Regions from separate parts of the Homo sapiens genome. Here region 2 is linked to region 1. A link is an interaction called in ENCODE POLR2A ChIA-PET data of the cell type or tissue named here. Cell type or tissue: B cell. All regions are shown on one strand. Links, peaks and the distances in the headings refer to the core of each region. The heading gives the core; the rest is flanking DNA.

Region 1 (10,545 bases), core at 1,531-9,530:
AGGTTGGCAACATTACCAACTGTTTAATGATTCATAGAGTCATTTTTTTTTTTGTAAATTGTATTTAGTATATGTAATTTTTTTTTTTTTTTTTTGAGACAGTCTCACTCTGTTGCCCAGGCTGGAGTGCAGTGGCTCGATCTCGGCTCACTGCAACCTCCGCCTCCCAGGTTCAAGCGATTCTCCTGCCGTAGCCTCCCGAGTAGCTGAGATTACAGGCATGCACCACCACGCCCAGCTAATTTTTGTATTTTTAGTAGAGACGGGGTTTCACCATGTTGGCCAGGCTGGTCTCAAACTCCTGACCTCAGGTGATCCACCTGCCTGGGCCTCCCAAAGTGCTGGGATTACAGGTGTGAGTCACCACACTCGGTCGTAATTGTATTTTTAAGGATTATTTTTTTTCTCTGTAGTTTTGTTATATAGGCAATATAGGAATAAATTATTTTTATAAAATATTCAAATATATGGAAATACATAGGGTAATACAAGTTTATCTTTACCTCACACATTATAAATACACACATATATTAATGTGTATAACTTGAGTCCTTTTTCTCTGCATTAACATATATCAAATGTAGATTTAAAAACAAGTAAAATAGTACTTCACGTGTATGAAACTCAATGAATATGTCTTAGTGACTGTCCCATGGTGATACACAAAGTTCTATCTTATTCTTAATAGTTGCGTATCATTACCTAGTATTTTTGATATGCCACAAGTTATTAAACTAGTCTCTGTATTTACAAATATTTGGACTATTTAAAATTTTTCATTATTACAAATGATGTTACAATAAACATCTTTGTTCAAATATCTTTGTGCCCATATTTTAAATCTATAGGTTGGATTGATACAAAATTATCACATAAAAGAATATATAAAATTTTAACTTTAAAAGATACTATTGGCTGGGCCCTGTGGCTCACACCTGTAACCCCAATACTCTGGGAGGCTGAGGTGGGAGGATAACTTGAGGTCAGGAGTTTGAGATCAGCTTGGCCAATATGGCGAAAGGCAAAATCCTGTCTCTACTAAAAACACAAATTTACTTGTTTTTAAATCTACATTTGATATATGTTAATGCAGAGAAAAAGGACTCAAGTTATACACATTAATATATGTGTGTATTTATAATGTGTGAGGTAAAGATAAACTTGTAGTATTACCCTATGTATTTCCATATATTTGAATATTTTATAAAAATAATTTATTCCTATATTGCCTATATAACAAAACTACAGAGAAAAAAATAATCCTTAAAAATACAATTACGACCAAGTGTGGTGACTCACACCTGTAATCCCAGCACTTTGGGAGGCCCAGGCAGGTGGATCACCTGAGGTCAGGAGTTTGAGACCAGCCTGGCCAACATGGTGAAACCCCGTCTCTACTAAAAATACAAAAATTAGCTGGGCATGGTGGCACATGACTGTAATTCCAGCTACTTGGTAGGCTGAGGCATGAGAATCGTTTGAACCCAGGAGGCAGAGGTTGCAGTGAGTCAAGATCACGCCACTGCACTCCAGCCTGGTCTACAGAGTGAGACACTGTCTAAAAAAAAAAAAAAAAAAAGATACTGTTAAATTGCTTTCCAAAAGGGCTTTACTAATTGGTTCTCTCATGAAGTATGCATAAGTCTTCCTTTCCCGAAATTCTTGCTAACACTGGATATTATCAAGACTTTACATTTTCGCTAATGGTTCCTTAAGAAGCTCTTGCAAAATAAATAAAATAAAATAAAAATTTGCCAGTTTGATAGGTATAAAGTGATATATCACTCTTGTTTTAGTTTGCATTTTTACAATTTTTAGAGAACTTGAACATCTTATGTTTATTCTGTATTTGAATTTCTTCTGTGAATTGTTGATTGCTCATTTTTTTTACTGAGTTGTCTTTTTAGAAGCTCTTTATATATTCTTTGCCAGTTACATATGTTGCAAATATGTCTTCTACTTGTCTTTTAATGTTTTAAAGGATATCATGCAACAAATAGAATTTTTAAAGTGTCATGTAATTTGATCTTTTCACATTTTTCTTGATGGTTTTTGAGCTCACAGTGTTTTTAGAAGGCATCTTTATCCCAAGTAATGTTATAAAAATATTATATTAATTTTTCTTCTAATAATTTATGGTTAATTAGCATTTTATGTTTTAATCCATTTAGAACTTTTTATGTGCTATGTGGTAGAAATACAACTTAATTTATTCCCCAAATGGTAGTTGCACATTCCCTAGCCATTTATTGAATTGTACATTCTTTCATCAGTGATTCCAAATGCTATATTTTTATAACTAAAAAGTCTTATATATACATGGGTCTGTTTTGGGCTTTATATTCCATTTTCTGATTTATTTGTTAATGCCTTTTCCAAATTTCATGTTTTTTAAAACAGTTTTTAGTTTTATTTGACAAAAATAAAAATTATATATACTTATGAGCTGCAATGTGATGTTTTGATACTACATACACTGTGGAATAATCAAATAAGGCTAACTAACATATCCATCACCTCAAATATTTATCATTTCTTTGTGGTAAGAATATTTAAAATCCTCTCTATTATCTAACTTGAAGTATACACAAATTATTAACTTTAATCACCATGCTTTACAATAGAACACCAGAACTAATTTCTCCTCTCCAGCTGAAACTTAGTACCCATTGCCCAATATCTTCCCTTTTCCCATTCACCCCCACCCCGACTCTGGTAATCACCATTCTACCATCTACTTCTATGAGGTTGACTTTTTTAGAGTCCACGTATAGATGAAATCATACAGTATTAGTTTCTCTGTGCCTGGCTTATTTCATTTAACGTATGTCCTCAGATTTATCTATATTTTTGAAAATGACAGAATTTCCTGTTTTTTCTTTTTTAAAGCTGAATAGCATCCTGCTGTATATAGGTTTTATATAATTACATAAAAATCCATTTATTTGTTGATAGTCACTTAAGTTGTTTCCATATCTTGGCGATTGTGAATAATGCTGCAGTGAACATGGGAGTGTAGACATCTCTTTGACATATTAATTTCAGTTCCTTTGGGTAAATATCCAGAAGTGAGACTGATGGATCATATGGTAATTCTATTTTTAGCTTTTTGAAGAACCTCCTTACTATTTTCCAAGATAGCTATACAAAGTTAAAGGTGTCAATTTATCAAGAGGATATTACAGTCTTAAAAAAGATATGTACTCACCAATAGTGTACAAAGGTTCCCCTTTCTCATCATTGCCAATACTTGTTATGTTTTATCATTTTGATAACAGCCAATCTAGTGGGTATGAAGTGATATCTCATTGTGATTTCAATTTGTATTTTTCTGATTATTAGAGATGTTAGCATTTTTCATAAATCTTTTGGCCATTTGTATGTCTTCTTTTGATAAATGTCTATTTAAGTCCTTTTCCCATTTTTAAATAGGATTATTCATTTTCTTGTTTATTGAGTAGTTTGAGTCCCTTATATATTTTGGGTATTAGCCCCTTAACAATGTGCAATTTTCAAATGTTCTTTCCTGATCTGTGAGCTGTTTTCTTACTTTATTTTTTCCTTTGCTGTGCAGAAGCTTTTTATTTCGATGCAATCCCATTTGTTTATTTTTGCTTTTATTGCCTGTACTTTTGGGGTCATACTCAAGAAATCACTGCCTAGATCAATGTCATAAAGCTTTCTCCCTATGTTTTCTTCTAGTAGTTTTATAGTTTCAGTTCTCACATTTAGGTCTTTAATCTATTTTGAGTTGATTATTGTGTAAGAGGTGAAATAAGAGTCCATCTTTATTCTTCTTCCATATGTGCCTATTTAGGTTTCCCAACACCGTTTATTAAAGAAACTGTCCTCTTACCATTGTGGATTCTTGGTATCTTTGTTAAAAATCAATTGACCATAGATGTGTGGGTTTATCTCTGGGCTCAATCCTATACCATTGATCGATATTTCTGTTTTTATGCCAGCATCATACTGTTTTGTTACTAGAGCTTTGTAATATATTTTGAAATTTGGTAGTGTGATGTCTTTGTCATTGATCTTTTTGATCCAGATTGTTTTAGCCATTCAGGATCATTTGTGTTTCCATACACATTTTAGGATTAATTTTTCCATTTCTGTGAAGAGTGACATTGGACTTTTGATAGGAATTGCATTGACTCTGTAGATTGCTTTGGGTATTATGACTTTTATCAATGTTTATTCTTCCAATCCATTAACACAGGATATATTTCCATTTATTTATGTCGTTTTCAATTTTATTCATCAATGTTTTATAATTTTCAGTATACATATCATTCACTTCCTTGTTTCAATTTACTCCTGATTATCTTATTTTTTAATGCTACTGTAAATGGGATTGTTTAATTAATTTCTTTTTCAGATAGCTCATTGTTAGTGTATAGAAGCACTACTGATTTTTGAAAGTTGATTTTGTGTCCTGCAGCTTTACTGAATTTGTTTACTAGTTCTAACAGCTTTTTGGTGGAATGTTTAAGGTTTTTTGCATATAAGATCAAGTCATCAGCAAACAGATAATTTTACTTTTTCCTTTCCTATTTGGATACTTTTTATTTCTTTCTCTCGCCTAACTGCTCTGGCTAGGACTTTCAGTACTATGTTGAACAGAAGGGATGAGAGCAGGCATCCTTATTTTGTTCCTGCTCTTAGAGAAAAAGCTTTCCATTTTTTCATATTGAGTATGTTAGCTATAGGTTTGTCATATATGGCCTTTATGGTGTTGAGAAACATTCTTTCTATATGAAATTGATTAACAGCTTTTATTATAAAAAGATGTTGAATTTTTTTCAAATTTTTTTTTCTGCAACTATGTAATTGATCATGTTTTTTTTTTTTTTTTTTTTTTTTTTTTTTTTTTTTTTTGACAAGGTCTCACTCTGCTGCCCAGGCTGGAATGCAATGGCACAATCTCTGCTCACTGCAACCTCTACCTCCTGGGCTCAATTGATCCTCCTGTCTCAGCCTCCTGAGTGGCTGGGGCTACAGGCATGTGCCACCACACCTGGCTAATTTTTGTATTTTTTTGTAGAGATGGAGTTTCGCCATGTTGCCCAGGCTGGTCTCGAACTCCTGAGTTCAAACGATCCTCCTGCCTTGGCCTCCCAAAGTGCTGTGCTTACATTACAGGTGTGAGCCACCATGCCCGGCCTGATCATATAGTTTTTGCCCTTTATTCTGCTAATATAGTGAATCATGTTGATTGATTTGTGTTTGTTGAACCAATCTTGCATCCCAGAGATCAATCCCACTGAATTATTGTGAATGATACTTTGAATGTCCTGCTGAATATGGTTAGCTAGTATTTTGTTGAGGATTTTTGCATCTATGTTCATCAGTGATATTGGCCTGTCGTTTTCTTTTCTTGTATATACCCATGTAACCACCATCCCTACTAAAATACAGATATACCTCAGAGATGTTATAGGTTTAGTTCCAGACCACTGCAAAGAAGTGAACATTGCAATGATTTTTTGATTTTCCATTGCATATAAAAGTTATGTTTGAACTATATTTTAGTCATTAAGTGTGCAATCACATTATGTCTAAAAAACCATTTTACATACCTTAACTGAAAATACTTGGCCAGGTGTGGTGGCTCATGCCTGTAATTCCAGAACTTTGGGAGGCTGAGGTGGGTGGATCACTTGAGGCTAGGAGTTCAAGACCAGCCTGGTCAACATGGTGAAACCCTGTCTCTACTAAAAATACAAAAATTAGCTGGGTGTGGTGGTGAGCACCTGTAATCCCAGCTACTCAGGAGGCTGAGGCAGGAGACTTGCCTGAACCCAGGAGGCTCTCAGAGGTTGCAGTGAGCAGAGATTGCCCCACTGCACTCCAGCCTGGGTGACACAGCAAGACCCCATCTCAAAAAAAAAAAAAAAAAGAAAAGAAAATACTTTATTGCTACAAATGCAAATGATCATTTTGACCTTCAGTGAGTTGTAATCTTTTTGCTCGTGGAGGATCTTTTCTCAATATTAATGACAACTGACTGATCAGTGTGGTGGCAGCTGAAGGTTGGGGTGGCTGTGGAAATTTCTTATGATAACACCATAACAATGAAGTTTGCCACATCAATTGACTCTTTCTTTCATGAAAGATTTTTCTGCAGCACATGATGCTGTTTGATAGCATTTTACACACACTAGAACTTCTTTTAAGTTTGGAGTCAATCCTCTCAAACTCTGCTGCTGCTTTATCAGCTAAATTTGTGTGATATTCTAAATCCTTGGTTTTGATTTCAACAATGTGCATAGGATCTCCACCAGGAGTAGATTTCATGTTAAGAAACCACTTTCTTTGCTTATCCATAAGAAGTAACTCCTCATTTGTTCCAATTTGATCATTGCAGCAATTCATTGTCATCTACAGGCTCCATTTCTAATTCTGGTTCTTTTGCTATTTCCACCACATCTACAGTTACTCCTCCACTGAAGTTTTGAACCCTTGCAAGTCATCTATGAGGGTTGGAATCAACAATTTCCAAACTCCTGTCAGGGTTGGTATTTTGCCTCCACCTATGAATCACAAATATTCTTACTGGCATCTAGAATGGTGAATCCTTTCCAGAAGGTTTTCAATATAGCTCAATATAGCTCTCCCTGATCCATGAGAAGAATCACCATCTATGGCAGCGATAGGCGATAGTCTTACAAAATGTGTTTTTTTTTTTTTTTTTGAGATGGAGTTTCACAGTTTCACTCTTGCTGCCCAGGCTGGAGTGCAATGGTGTGATCTTGGCTCACTGCAACCTCACCTCCCAGGTTCAAGCAATTCTCCTGCCTCAGCCTCCCAAGTAGCTGGGATTACAGGCATGTGCCACCATGCCTGGCTAATTTTGTATTTTTAGTAGAGACAGGGTTTCTCCATGTTGGTCAGGCTGGTCTTGAACTCCCGACCTCAGGTGATCTGCCTGCCTTGGCCTCCAAAAGTGGTGGGATTATAGGCGTGAGCCACTGCGCCTGGCCCAAAATGTGTTTCTTAAATAATAGGACTTAAAAGTCAAAATGACTATTTGTTCCATGGGCTGAAGAATGGATGCTGCGTTAGCAGGCATAAAAATATTAATCTCCTTGTATATCTCACCAGAGCTCTTGGGTGACCAGGTACATTGTCAATAGCAGTAATATTTTGAAAGAAATCTTTTTTTTTCTGAGCAGTAGGTCTCAACAGTGGGCTTAAAATATTCAGTGAGGTATATTACAAACAGAAATGCTGTCATCTAGAATTTGTTGTTCTATTTTTGGAGCATAGGCAGAATACATTTAGAATAATTCTTAAGTGTCGTAACATTTTCAGAATGGTACGTGAGCAATGGCTTCAACTTAAAGTACCAGCTGCATGAGCCCCTAACGGAAAAGTCAGTCTGTGCTTTGAGTCTTTGAAGCCAGGCATTGACTTCTACTCTCTAGCTATGAAAGTCCCAGATGGCATTTTCTTTCAATAGAAGACTGTTTAGTTTATACTGGAAAGCTATTGTTGGCTGACCATGGTGGCTCACACCTGTATTTGTTGCACTTTGGGAGGCTGAGGCTGGAGGATTGCATGAGCCTAGGAGTTTGAGACCAGCCTGGGCAACATAGTGAGATCTTGTCTCTATTAAAAATAAAAAAAAGAAAAATTCACCAGTCATGGTGGCATGTACCTGTAGTCCCACCTACTTGTGAGGATGAGGCAGTGGGGTCACTTGAGTCTGGGAGTTCAAGGCTGCAATTGTACTATAATCACACCACTGTACTCCAACCTGGGTGACAGAGCAAGACCCTGTCTCAAAAGAAAAAAAGAAAGTAAAAAAGAAAAAGAAAAGAAAAGCCTCTGTTTTATGTAATTGCCTTCATCAGTTCTTACCTAGATCTTTCAGATAACTTGCTGTAGCTTCTACATCAACACTTCCTTCTTGACCTGTTACGTTATAGCGATGGCTTTTTTCCTTAAACCTCATGAACCAAACTCTACTAGCTTCCAACTTTTCTTCTGCAGCTTTCTCACCTCTCTTAGTCTTCATAGAATTGAAGAGAGTTAGGGCCCTCTGGATTAGGCTTTTGCTTAAGGGAATGTTGTGGCTGGTTTGATCTTCTACCCAAACGACTCAAACTTTCTCTGTACCAGCAATAAGGCTGTTTTGCTTTCTTATCAATTGTGTTTACTAGAGTAGCACTTAATTTACTTCAATAATTTTTCCTTTGCTTTAACAACTTGGCCTTTTGGTGCAAGAGGACTTGCTTTCAGTCTGTTTCAGCTTCAAACATGCCTTCCTCAGTCAGCTTAATCATTTCTAGCTTTTGATTTAAAGCGAGAGGCACACGATTCTTTCTTCCACTTGCACAATTACAGACCATTGTAGGGTTATTAATTGGCCCTATTTCAATATTGTTGTGTCTCAGGGAATAGGAAGACCTGAAGGATAGAAGAGAAATGGAGTAATGGCCAGTTAGTGAAGCAGTCAGAACACAGAACATCGATCAATTAACTTCACTGTCTTACATGGGTGTGGTTTGCAGTGCCCCAAAACAATTACAATAGTAACATCAAAGACCAATGATCACAGGTCACCATAACAGATATAATAATAATGAACAAGACTGAAATATTGTAAGAGTTGCCAAAATGTGACACAGAGACATGAAGTGTGCACATGCTGTTGGGAAAATGGTGCTGATTAACTTGCTTGATGCAAGCTTGCCACAAACCCTCCACTTGTAAAAAAGTGCAGTATCTTCAAAGTGCAATAAAGCAAGTGCAATAAATGAGCTATGCCTGTATAAAACAAACACCCTAGAAAATGGCCTGGCAGCTTTTTACAAAAAGTCAAATATATACCTACTATACACCTGAGCAAATGAGTCCCAAGCATTCACCCACTGAATAATTTTAAGCAGAGTATGATCATGTGGAGATTTTTTGTATTTTTAATTAAAAAATTAACGTGCAGTAAAATGGACTTTTTGCTGTACAGTTATATGAATTTTAACACATGCATGAAATATAACCAACATGAATCTGGATACAGAACAGTGCCATAACCCCCCCAAACTTCCTCGTTCTATCCTTTTATAGTCACACTCTCTCCCACCTCCAATCCCTGGAAGATACTGATTAGTTCTTCATTACCACAGTTTTGTATTTTTGAGAACGTCATGTCAATGCAATCATATAGTATGTAACCTTTTGAGACTGGGTCCTTTCACTCAGTGTAATGCCTTTGAGTTTCATCCAAATTGTTCTGCATATCAAAAATTCATTCCTTTTTTTATTGCACAGTATTCCATTGTAATAATATACCATAGTTTACTTATTCATCTGTTGATGCACATTTTTAAAAATTTGAAAGCTGTCCAGTTTATCAATTTTCAGATGGTTAGTAATTTTTGTCTTGTCAAAAAAAAGTTGCCTATGCCGAGGTCATTAATATATTCACCTATGTTTTCTTTACACTTTTTGCTTTCATAGCTTTATGTTTTTTTGTTTTTATGGCTAGGTCTGTGTTGATTTGGGTCCTCCAGGATGCATATGCCAAATGGAGTTATAAGTGAAGGAGATTTATAATTGTGAAAGTTAAAGGAAAGAGAGTAGGAGTGGCAGAGAAAGCTTTCAGGCTGTGATACCAGTCTGATACCTGTGAAAAGAGTGGGGAAAAGAAAGAGGACTATATAAAAGAGCATCAAACTGTGGGGGTAGCTCTGGGAATGTATTAGAAAGCCCAGTGATCTCAAAAACAAATATTGTTCACAGAGGAGTCTCACACTGGCCAGAAACAGCAAATCTTTACATCATTGCATGCTCAGTCATCAGCTGGAGGATGCCCAGGAGGCAAGTGGCCTCAGCTCAAAAGTTATTAATAAGACAAATCCTGAAGACATCCATAGCTGGTTTTCACTAGTCTACATTCTTTGCTGCAGGTTCCTTCTTGAAGAGAGTTGTAAGTGGCATGTTTTCGTGTCTGCTACAGTCCCCTCTTTGCTTTACATGTATTTGTCCTTACACATTTGGAGTGCAGCTCCTCTATAGCTTTTGTCGACTTCAGGCCAGGTTTGCTGTACTTGCTTATTCACAGTCACATTGGGCAAGGAAGTACCAAGAGGCACTCAAGTGGATCACCTGAATTTCACACATATTCCTCTCCACCACCATTGTCTAACATTATCTCTACCTCATCCTGCTCGTCAGTGTCATCTAGACTACCAAGACTGTGACTCCTTCTCACAGCCTTGTGGTTCCTGGAAACGAAAAGTTCAGAGTGCCCATGTGGCAGCTGTAGCTTGTAGTTCAGTAGGAGGCTTGTTATGCCTCTTTTGGGAACCAAAATGTCTAAGTTTTTGAGGTCCAGGATTGCAGGAAGAGATGTACAAATCTCCTTAGTGGTTATTGGGAGTGATGCTAGCTAAATATTTCCTGCTTTCATCCTTTGGTTTCCAGATCCGTGTATTTCACTGGCTCTTCCAGGATGGAAGGGACTCAACATAATCAACCTGCCATCAAATGGACAAGTGGTCTCTTGAAGGAATAGTGTCATACAAGAATACTGGT
Region 2 (10,545 bases), core at 1,390-9,389, 110 kb before region 1:
TTGTTTTTTTTTTTTAAATAAAGCTAAGAGCAAAAGGACTTTTTTTTTAAAAAGTACAATCTGTACAAGAGATTCAAGTACTGCTTCCAGAACTGTTACCAAGTACCTGCATAATCCTTACAAGTCAGTGAAAGTCTCTTTCTTAAATTCCCTTTCTTAATTTCTTAATTTCTCTATTTAAACTAGTTTCAGAATACTGTTCTCTGAAAAGCAGTTCCAGCAATATCATTAAGTGTTATGTGAGGAGTTCTGTGATTAAATAATTTTGGGATATGCACAGAGGCAGGGATAAGCTATGCTGAACAACGTCTTTACAGAAGAATCCTCACAGATTTTATGTATGCCAAAATCCATTATGATCTTCCAAATTAATAATACAGAATTCAACATTTCTTAATTAGTCATTTGACCTTTTTCTTTTTTTTTGAGACAGTCTTGCTCTGTTGCCCCTGCTGGAGTGCAGTGGTGTGATCTCAGCTCACTGCAACCTCTGCTTCCTGGGCTCAAGTGATTCACCTGCCTCAGCCTCCCAAGTAGCTTGGATTACAGGCATGCACCACCACGCCCAGCTAATTTTCAGTAGAGACAGGATTTCACTGTGTTGGCCAGGCTGGTCTCCAACTCCTGGACTCAAGTGAACCACCTGCCTCAGCCTCCCAAAGTACTGGGATTACAGGCGTGAGCCACCACACCCGGCTTTTGACCACTGTTCATGTGAGTTCTTTAAATGTTTGGTGGGACCTGATCTTTAATTTATAGTACCATTCTCCTCCACAATATATGTCATCAATTTTGGGAAACATCATCTTGTAACTCCATTCACTGTCCAACTCATAATGAGGTCTTTTTCAGTTAGTTTATTTTTTTTAAGGGGGCTGTATTTTGACTATGAAATCTCAAAATGGAACTACCTTTAATGGTTAAAGACAAAGATTAGAGGTTAAACTATAGTGTGGGGCCAAATCTAGCCCACCACCTGTTTTTCTAAATAATTATATTGGAACATAGCCACACTCATTGGTCTGCATATCATTCCACAGCTGCTTTTGCCCTTCACCAAGAGAGTTGAGTAGTGATGACACAGACTGTAGGGCCAGCGAATCTTAAAATATTTACTATCTGATTCTTTACGGGAAAAGTTTGCAGATCTTTAATATAGATCTGTTTTTTTTTCAGAGATGGGGTCTTGCTATATTGCCCAGGCTGGAGTGCAGTGGCTATTAACAAGCACAAACGGCACTTTACAGCCCCAAAATCCTGGACAAGTGATCCTCCTGCCTCTGCCTCCTAAGTAGCTGGTGCTACAGGTGCAACCACCACACCCCGCTTAGATCCATTTAATTTTTGAGGTTCAGCAGACTAGTTGTGGTAAGGTAGATCAGTGGCAGAGACTAAAGAATGCTCTACTATTTACATAGTGAAAATGACTGAGAGAAGAGGGAAGTAATATTAAGTAAAAAAAAAAACCGTATCACTATGTTCAGACCCTTTATTAGATACTTCATGTTCACTCTGAAGACTGATTAAGTCACTTGTCCGAAGTGGCGGAAGTAGGATTTGGACTGAGGTCTGACTCCAGAACCCTATGATCTTTCTACTGTAGCTTAATTCTCCCTTCTTGTCTTCTTCTGCCTTCCCCATCTATGGCTGGGTTCTGGTTGGTACTCAGGGGAAGATTCAGAATACTAAGAGAGAAGCAAAAAGGACTTTAAATGGCTGAAGAGATGATCAACAGCATCCTAGGTATAAGGATTATTAGAATGCTACAACCAGTCCACCTAAGGAAGTAAGAGCAGGTTTCTTAGCTTCGCTTACAGGATTCTCCTTAGAGTACTTCTACTTGATTTTAGCTCCTAAGACTTAACTGCTGCTAATGTCCAGGCATCCTAGATATGAAGGACAGAGCTGAGGAAGATGAAGTCACAAGAAAGCCAAGACCAGGTACAGATGCTTCCCTATGCCATTCTTAATCACGCATTAGCCTTACATGTATCGCAGTTCGCAGTAAAAAGTCTGTTTTATCTTGCTTAATATACACAAAAATAGAAAACTATTAAAATTTGTTAGTTCTTCCTCTGGATTTCTAACACTTTGCTTCTATCTTTGACACATTTACTATACCATATATGGAAACAAAATAATATAATCTTTTTACAGAAAGTAATGAGAAATGAGTTTACTTATAAGGAATCAGCTTAGTACTTTATTATTACTATAAAAGCTACCATAAAAGAAGTCAGAAGATAACTAAATTATTTACCATCCAGAGAGAGGAGGATTTATGTGATGAACTAAATAGGTTGAAACAAAGTATCAAGTAGACTAAATTTGACCATGCACTGTTCTTCTATCAAAAATAACAGATTTATCTATGGTTGGTTTCTTGCCAGTCAATGTAGCACTTAGCTGTTGTTACACTTACTTTATTACATACATTGTTTTACTTATCTAAAATATAAACCTTTAGGATTTCTATGAATGCTGACATTTGTGCATGTTTAAGATGACTCTCAAATACTATAATGTGGCTAGTATGAGAAATGATAGTTCTCATCAATATGTGGGAGCTAAAAAAACAAACCAAAACAAAAAACTGAACTCATGGAGACAGAGAATAAAGTGATGGTTACCAAAGGCTGGGAAGGGTAGTGGGGAGGGAGGGATAAAGAAGGGATGATTAACGGGTACAAAAACACAGTTAGATGGAATAAGATGTAGGGTTTGGCAGCACAATAAAGAGACCATTTTTTTTAAAAAAACCATGATTTATTGTATATTTCAAAACAACTAAATGAGTGGAACTGGAATGTTCCTAACACAAATAAATGATAAATGCTTGAGGTGATGTATACTCAAATTACCCTGATTTGATCATTACACATTGTATGCTTGTATCAAAATATCACATGTACCCTGTAAATATGTACTATTATGTATCCATAATTTTTTTAAAAAGAGAAGTATATACAATGTACTTCTTCTTATTCACTTCAGACTAAAACTAAAAATAATCTTACAGGTTTTTCTTCCTTTTCACCGAGTCCCTAAGTTTCGCCAAAACCACAAAATCCCCCCCAGTGTAATTTCTGATATTTGTAATAGAAGTAGTGTCTTCCTGGACTGGTTAAAAAATAAAAGGGACTTTGACAATCTCAAAACTTTCTTGTTCAAATATGTGTATTTTATGTTTGTTCAAGCTTACCCCCTTTTATTTATAATTACCACAGCAGTATTTCATAATTTCTAATTTAATATTATTTGATACCATAAATTCTTTTCTTCTATATTGTATAACATGGTGTAAGGAAACAAAGTTTCTGATTTCATTAGATGAGTCTTATCAAATAGGAAGGTATCTAAGTATATAAAAGATATGATACTATTCAACAGCACACAATGATCAGAAATCTGAATTGGAATTCCAAGTCTGCTGTTTACTAATTGTGACTTGACTTTTCTAAACCAAATTTCCTTATTAGTAAAATCACGTAATTGCCATTATAAGAAAAAACTGAAACAACAAATGGACATAAACCTCTTAGCATGGTCCCTAGCATACACATATTAGCTCTCTGACTAATGAAATCAACCTGTTTCTTTACTGATAAAGCACAGAAAATGCCACCTAACTTCAAATGTTGCCATGAGGATTAAATAAACATACGTCCATAAAGTCCTGGTGCATTTATTATTCTAATAGGCAAATTATAATAATTAATGGCCTAAATTGTTATTAGAAATAGTTTATTTTATTTTTATTTTTTTGAGACAGAGTCTCGCTCTGTCGCCCAGGCTGGAGAGCAGTGGCGCGATCTCGGCTCACTGCAAGCTCCGCCTCCTAGGTTCACGTCATTCTCCTGCTTCAGCCTCCCAAGTGGCTGGGACTACAGGCGCCCGCCACCACGCCTGGCTAATTTTTTTGTATTTTTTAGTAAAAACAGGGTTTCACCATGTTAGCCAGGATGGTCTGGACCTCCTAACCTCGTGATCCGCCCACCTCAGCCTCCCAAAGTGCTGGGATTACAGGCGTGAGCCACTGCGCCCGGCCTAGTTATTCTTTAATAAATAAGCTTAATAGTTACTCTAGGCTGGGCATGTGGTTCACGCCTGTAATCCCAGCACTTTGGGAGGCCAAGGCGGGTGGATCGCCTGAGGTCAGGAGTTCCAGACCAGCCTGGCCAACGTAGTGAAACCCGTCTCTGCGTGGTGGCGGGTGCCTATAATCCCAGCTACTCAGGAGGCTGAGGCAGAAGAATCGCTTGAACTCGAGATGCCAGGCTGCAGTGAGCCGAGATTGTGCCACTGCAATCCAGCCTGGGCTACAGAGTGAGACACTCTGTCTCAAAAAAGACAAAAAAAAAAAAAGTTACTCTAATAAATCTTACTCTTATTTACTTAATAAATAAGTAGATAAATTTTTAAAACTTTAGTTCCAAATTTACCTTGTGTTTTCTTAAAAGATATTCTTTCTCCTACTAATCTTAAAAAACAAACAAACAAACAAACAAACAAGAACACATTTTAGCCGGGCGCGGTGGCTCAAGACTGTAATCCCAGCACTTTGGGAGGCCGAGGTCGGCGGATCACGAGGTCAGGAGATTGAGACCATCCTGGCTAACACGGTGAAACCCCGTCTCCACGAAAAATACAAAAAATTAGCTGGGCGTGGTGGCTGGAGCCTGTAGTCCCAGCCACTTGCGAGGCTGAGGCAGGAAAATGGCAAACCTGCAGAACCCAGGTAACTGACGTTGCAGTGAGCAGAGATCCTGCCACTGCTCTCCAGCCAGGGCGACAGAGTGAGACTCTGTCTCAAAAGAAAAATAAATAAATAAAAATAAATAAATAAAACCTTGAATTAATTTTTAGCTGCAGACTGTCACTGTTAACAAAACAAGTGTCAACCTATGAACATAATCAATTCTCACTGTAGAACTTAAGGACGTTTTATGATAAATTCAAGCACTATACTATATTGAGTATAGTCAGAAACTTCAACTTGTACAAGAGAATGAGATCTCTCTACACACTGTAAAACACAAAACAAAATTAAAAAAGAAAAGTGTGTATTACCATCACAGGGAAGCCTTGTTTTTACAGCTTTTCTAATTAATAGCAATAATTCATTTCAAAGATTATTTACAACACATACCTCACCCCACAATGGATATGAGATAACTCACTGGATCATTTTTAAAGCTTAATGCTATGTTAAATAAATCTGGTTTCTTCTTTCCTATGGAAACAAGAGAAAATTCCTAACAACTTTAATTTCCACAGGAAGGGGCTAATGGTTGCAAAACGTGACATAAAAGAAGGAAAATTTTATCTTTTCTTGTAAAGGTTCTGAGGCTAATATAAACATCACACAAATTCCCTTATTTCAGAGTGGAAGGAGATAAAATACATCAAGTAAAGTTTCCAGATAATATTTAAGATGTTCCCTACAAAAATATTAAGTAAACCATACTAAAAGTTTGTATCATGCATTAAATTTGGTTAGAATGAAAGGCTGATTCTTCCAAATGTAGGCAAAAAAAGAGTAATCACAATCTCATTTCAAAGAAGCAAACTGTGGCAGACACTGCCGGTTTTTTGGTGTTTTTTTTTTAACTCTATAAAGGCAAATTAACTTTTTCCAGTGATAAATGGTAGCAGAGGACTGGTGTTACAACACTTGTACTTAATTAGGAATTTATTTCAGTCTGACAATATCAACTACAGTATGCCTTCCAGTAAGTAAATGAGGTCTTTATGTTAAAGTCTGACCAAATCATGGTTAGAATGCAAAACTTACTTTTTAATAGTAGGAAGAAGGATAAAGACCTTAAACTCAGGACAGATGAAACATGGCTTGATGAATTTATACCTCTTATCTGTCTTCTCAAAGATCTCCAAAAAACAAAAGTACAGTTAACACACTGCAAGGAGTTGTAGGACAGAACCTACAATATCCCTACTTCCTTATCCTTCCTCTTCCAATACACAAAAACGAATACTGAAAGGGTTAAGTCTTTAGAGTTGTTCATCAAAATTTCTGGTATGATTGTACTTTCTGGCTGTCGTGTGGCTGGGAGGGGTTAGGTGCCTAATTCTGGCCAATTGTAAGTCAAAGTGACCTATATGACTTCTGAACCATGGCATTTAACTGTCAGTGAAAGATGTGAAATCTTTCAATGCACTCTTCCACCTGTCGCCAGGCTTGAGATGTTTACTGCTGTATCACCCTGGTTCCCCTGCTGATCCAGGACAATGATCCAAAATGTGACAAGAATAAGAAAAAAAACTTTGCGTATTTTATGCCACTAAGATTTTGAGGTTCTTGGTTATCACAGCATATCCTAGTCCATCCTAACAAATATAAATTGGTACCTGGAGATAGGGTACTATTATAACAAAAAAAACTAAAATATATGCCACTGGCTTGAAGGCCAGGCAGCAAGGAAACTTCTCAGAGGCTAGAAGGATGGCAATCCTTAACAAGCAGTACAAAATATTTGGTAAAAGTCAGTTATAATAACTTGAAAAGCAGATAATGTATTTAATAAACCTACAGCTCTAGAGGAAGAGGTTAAAAAAACTGGACATTTCCTAACAGGTATAGGAAAAAATGCTCATCATGACTAACCATCAGGAAAATGCAAATCGACACCACAATAAAATTTCACCTCACTCAAGTGAGAACGTCTATTAGAAAGACAAAAAGTAACAAATGCTGGTGAGGATGCAGAGAAAAAAAGAACTCTCACACACTGTCAGTGGGAACGTAAATCAGTACAGCCATTACAGAAAACAGCATGGAGAGGGTCCTCAAAAAAAAAAAAAAAAAAAAATCAATGTAAATTACCATCAATAGATGAATGAAGAAAATGTGGTGACACACACACACACACACACACACACACTCACAATGGAATAATATTCAGCTACAAAAAAGGATGAAATTCTGTCATTTGCTACAACACAGATGAGCCTAGGAGATACTATGTTAAAGTGAGATAAACCAGACATAGAAAGATAAATATCACATGATCTCATTCATATGTGAAATCTCAACAAAACAAAACAACAACTCATAGAAGTTGAGGGAAGAACAGTGTTTTCCAGAGACTGGGGATATCAGGAGGGACGGGAAACAGGAAGAAGTTGGTCAAGGGGTACAATTTACAGTCAGATAGGAGTAAGTTCTGGTACTCTATTGGACAGTAGAGTGACTATTGCTAACGACAGCACATTATATGTTTCAAAATAGCCAGAAGAAAGGATTGTGAGTGTTCTCACAACAAAGAAATGATAAATGCTTAAGGTCATGGCTATGTTAATTGCCATGATCTGGTCATTACACAGTGTACACATGTATAGAACATTACTCCATAAATATAGCCAAGTGTTGCTTAATAATGGGAATGTGTTCTGAGAAATGCATCATTAGGTGACTGTATCATGCAAACACTATAGATTTTACTTAAAACTTAGATGGTGTAGCTTACTACATACCTAGGCTATATGGTATAGCTTACAGACTACTAACCTGTATCGTATGTTACTGTACTGATTACTGTAGGGAGTTGTAACACAAAAAAGTATTTGTGGATCTAAGCATATCTAAACATGGAAAAGGTACAGTAAGAATATGGTATTATAACTTTGGGGGACACCAGAGTCATGTCTGTGATCTGTTGACTGAAACGTCACTATGCAGAACATAAATGTATGTATGATCACTACGTGCCAATTTTAAAAACCCTAACATTAAAATGGTATGTTGGTTGTTTTGACTGTGTTTGGTATTGCAAGAAAGAAACAAATTTTAAAATTGACCAGAGTTTGTAAGCAGGAATAAAAGGAAGAGGGCCCCAAAATGGGGAGGCTTGCACAGTTGGAAGAAAAGATTTCTCAACCCCAAGCCATAAGTTTAAAAACCACCAAAGGCTTTGAGCAACAAAGGAAGAGTATCAAATCAAATCAAGAGTATGAGCATCATATTCACTGTTAAAACATCTGAACGGGTTAAAGAGAAGAGTCTCAGAGCAGAGATCCAATTAAAATTGTGACACCCAATTAATGCTCTCAGTTGAATAAAATGCTCTGAGGAAAAGAAAAAGACACATAAATACACACACACAGAGCCCAACAGGTTACCGGTAGCAGCGTTTATAAGACATACATCTGGTAAAGAACACTGGCATATGAGCTGAATGGAAACGTGTTTTTAGACACATTACAAGCTTGCACAGTTGTGCTACCAACAAACAACCCAGAGCCTGAATTAAAAACCTGATTTAAAAGTATGCTTAAGTCTCCAACTTTCTATAGGAAGCAGGTTGTCAAGGGTTTTAGCTCCCAATGAGGGCATATTTTCCAATGACTACTTCAGATGAGGCTAAGGAAGATGATGGAAAAGGAGGAATCAATCTCCTAGATATCAGTGCCAACAGCCACAAAAAACAATGGCCTGGGGAGTTCCCCACCAGGGAGCAGACCTAGTGCTGAAACCAGCACACTCTCCATATCTAGGGTAAGCCAGCCCTTGTCACACGGGGCTGTGGGGGGATTTCTGAATGGCGGTGGGATGGGGACTGCAGTGCTCCTCTAATGTTCTGTTATACACATGGAAGTGCTTATTGGGGTTATCCTGTCCCTGTTATTTCAACGTATATTGGGTGTGGCAGGAAGGTGGTTGCAGGTAACATTTTTGTTCACAGTTCTCCAGGTCAAGGAAACACATACAGGTCTGATATACAGAATTATGCGTATCACCTGGAAACTCTTAAGTTTGATGCAATCATTACTTGGGACTTCTGAGCTGGCTTCGCCGGGGGAGAGGAGTGTATTTTCTCTGTGAGAAGAAGGGTAAGCCAAACCTTGGCCTACTTGTTAATGTGGTTGTTTCTGCCTTTTGGTCATATGACAAGATTGTACCTCCTGGCTCCTTTATGATTAGATGCAGCTATGTTTCTTGTTCTGGCCAATGAGCTGTGAGCAAAAGTGGCATGTAACTTCTGGCCAGAGCATCTTAACAGCTGATGCAAAGACAGACATTTCCAGCGCTCTCTTTCCTCCACTGCAGTGTACACAATGTTCAGGATAAAGGCTGCTCTGCCTGTCTGCATCCTGGAGTGAGGCCACATAGTACAGAACCCCCAAATCAACCCAATGGATAGTGCAATGCTAAAAACAGAACTTTGTTGCAAAGCCACTAAGATTTTGGGATTGTTATGTTTATAGCCCAACCATACCTATCCTAATAAATGGAGGGAAACCCTTAAACTCAATTGAACATTCAAGTAAGAGGCAAGCACACAGATAATCTATTTCAAGTTTTCTCTATTAATGATAAAAATGAGGGCTAGCAGTTAAGCTACTTGTCTAATCACATAGTAACCACAGGGTAGACTCTGCTGGAACCATCATTATCTTCATATAACTCTAAATTACAATAGGAGTTATGTCCCTTCTAATCTCTAAACATAGCTCTGGGATAGACTAAACTAGAAACACATGAATAAATTAACAATAAGCCAATCCAGTCATTTATTAAAAAAATTACAGAGGCATTAAGCTCCAATGCTAGAGGTACTTGGAGCTTAAGAGTCATGTGGTGAGACTATAACCAAATAACTACATAAATAAAATGGAAATTTACAGCAGTAATTGCCATGAAAGATGATATTATGAGAGCCTGTGACAGTCCTGTCATAATGAGTGGATACCTAAGGAAGTGACCTTGAGCTGAGATCTGAAGGATCTGTGGGAGATTACTAAACCAACCCACAGGGGAATGGTGTTTCAGTGCATGAGAATAAATGAGAAATGATTCTGTGGCTGAAGTGAATTTGAAGGCTTTGGAGGTACTAAAAGGACATAGGAGCCAGATTACATAAAGCCTAGTATATAATGCCACTTTGAAAACAATGGGAACTCTTCATAGGTTTTTAGCAAGAGTGACACAATGAGATTTCCTTTTTCAAAGGGCCACTGGTTGTATTAAGAATACTGGGGAGGCAGCAATTATAGTCTTGGGAGGACCAGTGAGGAAGCTACTTAAATTTAGGCAAGAGATGGCAATACCTTGAATTATGGAAGTAGCAATAGAGACAATAACATCTGAAATATTTGGAACTTATTTTAAACTTTTGCTAGCCTGTCTACACCTTCATCCTAGTTCTCCAATTTCTCCACTGGATTCACGGTCAGTCTGAATACATTAAGCTGAGTGGAAGGGCAGCCCACACCCATTTGTTACAGCTAGCTTACAGAAAACAGCATTTACATCACAAGTATGCCTTTCCAACAGCCCCAGCAATCGTTTTAGAAGACACACATGTATTAGGGATGGGTGGTCATCTTGTTTCATGCCACTTTATTTAGTAATCAAACACACTGGATTATATTCCATTATTTCCCAATTGATAAGGTAGGCTGCTTAGTGAAAAATCCTGGATCCAAATCTTAGAAATCCCAGATTTTATTCAAATTTAAGATTCCAGAAAGGATTTAAGGTAGTTAGGCCCCCAAATAAAGGAACATTATTATAGGTATTAATTG

What was found. ChIA-PET counts read pairs that join two places held together with the same protein. Peaks named below come from ENCODE experiments on the same cell type or tissue, not always from the same donor. Only the 100,000 strongest peaks of a DNase experiment are listed, where the experiment ranks them.
Region 2: POLR2A ChIA-PET joins it to region 1 with 13 read pairs; 3 of 35 experiments call an interaction of 5 or more read pairs at or near these places.

Annotation. Positions count from the first base shown.
Region 1 is chr10:32,427,674-32,438,218 of GRCh38, forward strand. It overlaps LOC101929431 (a long non-coding RNA gene), which reads right to left. Exons shown (of 3, transcript NR_120660.1): 3 at 6,681-8,415. Among named protein-coding and RNA genes, the nearest start is that of CCDC7, 13 kb to the right of the region's middle. In B cell, for the core only: no CTCF peak of the experiment used is centred there; no DNase peak of the experiment used is centred there.
Region 2 is chr10:32,320,189-32,330,733 of GRCh38, forward strand. The region is part of intron 1 of EPC1 (enhancer of polycomb 1); the gene reads right to left. Among named protein-coding and RNA genes, the nearest start is that of EPC1, 22 kb to the right of the region's middle. In B cell, for the core only: no CTCF peak of the experiment used is centred there; no DNase peak of the experiment used is centred there; H3K27ac peaks cover 5,373 bases.